2 separate regions of the Mus musculus genome follow, and region 2 is linked to region 1. The links are chromatin loops, found by intact Hi-C in ENCODE. Cell type or tissue: heart. All regions are shown on one strand. Links, peaks and the distances in the headings refer to the core of each region. The heading gives the core; the rest is flanking DNA. Region 1 has its middle 23 kb from the start of Gm33134. Region 2 has its middle 9.0 kb from the start of Gm51967.

What was found. Hi-C counts contacts between places; a loop is a spot of excess contacts. Peaks named below come from ENCODE experiments on the same cell type or tissue, not always from the same donor. Only the 100,000 strongest peaks of a DNase experiment are listed, where the experiment ranks them.
Region 2: a loop joins it to region 1, with 3.0 times the contacts of the local background. A loop is called at or near these places in 7 of 42 quality-filtered maps.

Annotation. Positions count from the first base shown.
Region 1 is chr12:8,385,166-8,388,079 of GRCm38, forward strand. No RefSeq gene overlaps it. Among named protein-coding and RNA genes, the nearest start is that of Gm33134, 23 kb to the left of the region's middle. In heart, for the core only: no CTCF peak of the experiment used is centred there; DNase peaks (open chromatin) are centred at 1,656 and 2,316; H3K4me3 peaks cover 328 bases; H3K27ac peaks cover 2,129 bases.
Region 2 is chr12:8,438,531-8,441,444 of GRCm38, forward strand. No RefSeq gene overlaps it. Among named protein-coding and RNA genes, the nearest start is that of Gm51967, 9.0 kb to the right of the region's middle. In heart, for the core only: a CTCF peak has its summit at 1,561 (motif pointing left); DNase peaks (open chromatin) are centred at 351 and 1,661; H3K27ac peaks cover 203 bases.

The DNA.
Region 1 (2,914 bases), core at 294-2,793:
GTCATTCTTTGGGTGTGTAGTACACATGTGATGGGCCAGAGGAAGACATACTGTGTTCTACTCTATCGCATCCACTGAATTTCCTTGAGACAGAGTCTCTCACTAAGGCTGGAGCTAGGTTCGTGGTCAGCAAGCCCCTGAAATTCTGGTGTTTCCCAGCCTCACCCTGGGGCTACAGAAGCACACAGCATCATACCATTCACTTTCTGTAGACTCTGGGAATTTTAACTCAGTTCCTCATACTTACTCAGAAAATCAGTTTACCCACTGAACTGTCTCCCCACCCCTCCTTTCATCTCTTTAAGATGTGTCTTTTCTTCTCCCTCCTCCCCCACGACAAGCCTCTAATGTATCTGAAAGCTGGGGCAGCCCCTCAGTCACCTTGCCTAATGCCCACATCTGTGCTTAGCTATGACCATTGGCCTCTGTGCTTCCTACCCTAAGCTGGGTCCCCTTGGTACTGTGTCCTCCAGGAGGAGCCCAATTCTGGGGTAGACGGTGATAAGTGAGTTCAGAGTGCCTCAGTCCTGGTCACACCCTGTACGTTAGGAGAGAAGTGGGTGGGCTGCTTCCTCCAGTGGCCTGAAGATTGGGAAGCGAGGACTAAGTATAGAGTCGTCGTGGCTTCAAAGCCTGAGCTGGTCACTGTCTGTGCCTTGCCGGCACAGATTGATCATCCTCATAAGAGCTTTGTCTTTTAAAATTATTATTGCCATTGGAAAGAAGAAGACAATTGAATGAATGAGTTTTAGAGATTTGTGTGTGTGTGTGTGTGTGTGTGTGTGTGTGTGTGTGTGTGTGCGTGCGCGCGTGCGTGCGTGCGTGCATGCAAGCTCATGCTTTTGCACTCGTGAGCGAGCATTATGAACCTGTGGAGGCCAGAGGTTGACACTGGATGCTTCCTTTAGTGTTCTCTACATAGTAATTTGAAACAAAGTCCATTTTGGCTGGACCGGCTAGGCAGGGAGCCTCCAGGGTCCTCCTGTTTTCCCACCCAGTCCCAGCGTTGGACTACTGAGGCATGGCACCACACCCAGTTTTTACAGGGGTGCTGGGGATCCAATCTCAGGCCCTCATGCTTGCTCAGCAAATTCTTTACATCCTAAGCCTTCTCCCCAGTCCCTGAGTCTTGGAGTCTTAACATGGTTAAGAACCAGCCTTCTGCCTCTTGAGCCAGGCCTTGATTTTCCATTTGGGGAGGGGTGTATCCCCAGAATGGTGAATGTTGAGTCTTCCCCCTGGGCCCAGGCAGCCTAGAGGACTCACTCTGTCTGATGGAGAACTAGGGAGAAAATACAAATGGCCCCATTGAGCTTGCTGTGCCATGGGGGCTTCCAGAGGGAACAATAGCCTCTATGTCTGCATCTTCTGAGGGCCGGAAGCCCCCAGTGCTTGGCCTCTGGATGAGTCATGCAGGCTCTCTCCTGGCTCGACTCTGTTATGCCTGAGGATCTTTCTTTTAGTCCAGCCTGAAACAGAATGACCTCATCCTCAGAGGCTGGGGAAGACCTGCCTCTTCAGCCACAGGGAAACTCTCCTCCCACAATCAGCTCCGAGGTTGATCCTGGCCTTGAGAGAGATCTCTGGAGCTGCCCAGTGTCCGGTGTCCACCCACCACCTCCAGGAACCTCACTGGGCTGCTTGTGTACCAGGAGGGAAAGACCCTTGGGCTTGCGAACGCAGGGGAAAGTCCCCTTTGTTCTGACACAGCCTATATCTGGTGGCCTCCAGGCTTCAGCTGTGTCCTGTGGAATTTCCTGGACTCAAGTGAAGCTGCCATCAACACCCCAACCCCCACCCCATCCCAGGGCAATTAGGAATGTCCCTATGAGTGGCAGGAGACCAAGAGTTGGGGTGGCCTCCAGCATGGCTTTGTCTGGACATCGTGTGAGGGAAGAGGGCCCAATTGTCCATATGACTGGAGCACTAAACGTGAATTCTTCAAGTTGGACATTGCTATTGTCTCTGAGTGTTCGCCCCACTGGTCAGCGTTGAGCAGGGCCCACCTGTGGCCATGAGAACTTACTTCCCCGCCCCCAAGCCTCAATTTTCACTCCTGTGGAATGATGAGAACCCCATTGCTCAGAGGACGGTGAGAAGCCTAGACAAGATTGTATAGGCTGGGAATGTGGCTTATAGCCTGCCCTCAGTAAACCACAGCCACCTCTCCATTTCACTCCCCGCAGCTGTGCTGAGGCTCTTAGAACTCCTTCACTTCCTGGAGATGTTTTTCCTCAGGACACAGGTAGTGAGTGGGGATACTGCCCTAGTTGTCTGAGTGTCAAGGATTGTGCCCTAGCTGCCTTGGCTAGGGTCCACACATTATAATTCATAGGAAGTGTGTGTGTGTGTGTGTGTGTGTGTGTGTGTGTGTGTGTATTTATTAGTAACCATGGTGAGTGATCCTAACCATGAGATCTCAGCCCAGAGAGCTTTGGCTGTAGGTGTGGAAAGTCTAGACCTTGGATCCCAAGCAATGGGTTATGGGGCTTTGCCTTGTAGCCCACAGAAGTGAGGTTCTTCTATATAGTTGAATCATGTCTTACCTCTCAGAGTGGGTAGGGCATCAAGTAATAGTCAAGGGAAGCCATTAGGTCATGAATGTGCTATGTCAGAAACATAGATGGATTTGTTTGTGTCTTTCCACCATGTCAGAATTTATTGAAGAATAACAAATGCATAAGCTATGTTTGTTTCATTGATTACAATTTACTGAGTAGTCTTGGTTTTACTTAATAGTACGCGTGTTGGCAATCCAAAATTCTTTTATTCTAGTCTTAATCAGTTTGAACTCTCAGACCACACGAAGGGTGTGCATGTGTGAGTGTGTGTGTGTGTGTGTGTGTGTGTGTGTGTGTGTGTGTGTGGAGTGTGTGTGTTATGATGTGTTACAAAAGGGTTTAAGAGGCCACAG
Region 2 (2,914 bases), core at 170-2,669, 53 kb after region 1:
CTCTCTTCAACTGGCATGTATCCTGGGACATGCCCTGGACATACCTCTCTCTCTCTCTCTCTCTCTCTCTCTCTCTCTCTCTCTCTCTCTCTCTCTCTCTGTTTCCAGAACATAAAGCAACATAACACAGGAGCAGGATGGCAGAGATCTCCATGCAGGCCCCTCACCCAGCACATAAGACTCTGTTGAGAACTTGTTCTGGAGATAACCCACAGCCTTGATCCACATCAGTGACTGTCCCCATCTCATGAAGGCAAATGGTCCCCGGCTGTGCTGGGCCCCAGCCAGGAATCCTTGCTATTCTGCCTATGCCTGCCTGGCTGTCCTCCATACTCTAGCTACAGGGGCATGGATCAGAAGGTAGACAGTTTGCATGGATGGCTCACGAAGCTCTGGGTTTACTCCCCAGCACCACATAAAACCGAGCATGGCAGTACATGCCTGTAATCCAAACACCCGAGTTGTGGAAGCAGGAGAATCAGAAGCTCAAAGCACCCTGGCTGCATGTTAAGTTTGAAGGCTCTGTGCCATGGTGTTGTGTACACCTTTAATCCTGGCACCTGGGAGTGAGAAGCAGGAGGACCTCTGTGAGTTCAAGGCCAGCCTGGTCTACAGAGCAAGTTCAAGGGCAGCAATGGTTACACAGAGAAACCTGTCTTGGAAAAAAACAAAAACAAACAAACAAAAAAGTTTGGAGCCATCCTGGGCTACACAAGGTCCCGCCCCCCCCACCCCCCCCCAAAAAAAACACCAGAGTGTGTCCTAGTGACACAAACTGAATTATGTCCCTTTCCTCTAAGAGCACTCCAGTACAGTTCAGACCCTCCACATGGCTGAATCAATACTTTATGATCTGGATCCTGTTCAGTTCCACTGTGCCCTGCAGTTTTCTGGGGCAGCTGCAGAATCTAGTGGTTAGTACCACGGTGCCTGTGGACAGCTCTTCCTCTGACTGGCAGCCTTTTACACCTGTGTGTGCATTCTCGCCCCCAAGAGGTACCCCAACAGGGGGACTGTCCCAGGGACTCCATGGTGCTTTGCCACTCCTCAGTGAGAACACTGGAAAACACAAGGTTTCACCCCATGATCCAGCAACCTCCTCCTCACGGGCATCTTATTCATGACATCTGGAGTCTTCATTGGGCAGATGGCAAGACTGATGCCTTGCTGAGACTCACACTTGTAATGTTCTCTGTGAGATAAGGCATTCTGGGTTCCCAGAATCTAGCATAGCGCCGGGAACAGACAAGCCCTTGGTAAGTGTTTGTTGATTGAAAAAGGGGAGGAAGTGGAGAATGAAAAGTTTCTATACTCATATGTCACCTTTTGTTTTCACCAGAGCTATGTCAGTCAAGGACAGGCTCCAGTGTGCAGGGGTTAAGCTGTCCCTGGTGTGTAAGGAGGGCACACAAAAGACCCTCTTCAAGTATGAAAGGCCACATGGCTGTTAGGAATACTACAGTGAGCTATTTGGGATGTGTAAGATCCAAAGAGATGACCCCAGAGAGTCTGAGAGCAGACAGGATGTGTGTCATCCTCCTTGCCCCCTGGAGGCCTGGCTGTCTACCTAGAAGGCATTTGCTCTCCCCAGTGGACTACATCGTTATGCAGTTACGGGCTTAGAGTCTGCATCACAGAAAAGACTAAGTGCCCTCTCTACCTTTCCCCATACATACATACATGGTCCTCAGGCTACCAGACCAGGCTATCTGCAGCCAGCCCTGACCCCATCCGATTCCATCAAGTCCTCAAGGCCTAGCTCCTCAGCCACCTCCTCCAAGAAGCCTTCTCAGACACCTGGTTCCTAGTGTCCCTTCTCACACTCCTGATTCTGTTGGCAGATGGGACCCCCTCTCTCAGGCCTCCACCAGGCCACTGCTCCTCCCAAGCACAGCTGCCTCTTTCTCTGTTTCTGGGGTTCAGACAGAAAGGCCAGCAGAAGCTGCCCAGTGAATAGGCTAATTCAGAGCCTGCTGTCTGCTTGGAGCTTTGCAAACCACACTGTGGGAGGCAGAGGTAGCAGGAAGGTATGGGGCCCTCGGTGACCACAGTGGTTTGCCTCAGACCTTGGCTGCAGTCTGGAGGGAGCAGAACAGAAGAGGCCAGGTTTTCTGCACATGCCCTCTACTCTACAGAAAACTTTCCAGGACATTCTATGGGTGAGCAAATATGGGCGATACTGGGTGAAGCGAAACTAAACCTGGGCCTTTAGAATGGAGCTTCTCCCAGCCAATGCTGACATGGGGTGAGGCTCCTTAGGGGCATGTTTCTCACTCATTGACTGCAGAACCCCTGATATAACAATGCCTTATTTGTTGGGACATAATTTGAGAGACCACCATCAAACCTGGGTGTTTCTTGGAGTCAGAGTGGAAGAAACAAGACCATGGAGGTTCTAGCAGCCTCAGGGAAGGGCTGTGAGTGCTTCCTGCCTCGCCTTTACCTCAGGAACATTGCCAGAGTAGGATTACTAGTCCTGTGGATTCAGGCTTCGATGTGACCTTGGAAGTCTTAGCTCAAGCTGCTCAGGCCAAATTGTCCCCAGGTGAGGCCAGGGTTGCAATCCAAATCCTAGCCCCAGGCCACTCTGGGCTGTTCTGCGGAGGGATGCAGGGAGCAAAGCTTTCCCCGTCCAGTGTTGAGCCATCTCAGCAGAGCTGGTACTTCTGCCGTGTTTTCCCTGCTTTCTAACAGTTCTGCACTCAGGACCTTGGAGGAAAGAGAAATCTTCAGGGCCTTTCCAGAAGGCTACGGAAGGAGATAGATAGTGGCAAAGCTCGTGGTGACATGAACTCCAGTAACAGGAGGCCAGTGGGCAACAGAGAAATGCCAGAGCCTCCCTGGAAACCTATCGACACTGCTTAGCTGTGTGACTATGGGTGGATATGAAGCCCCTGCACCAGCCTCAGTTTCC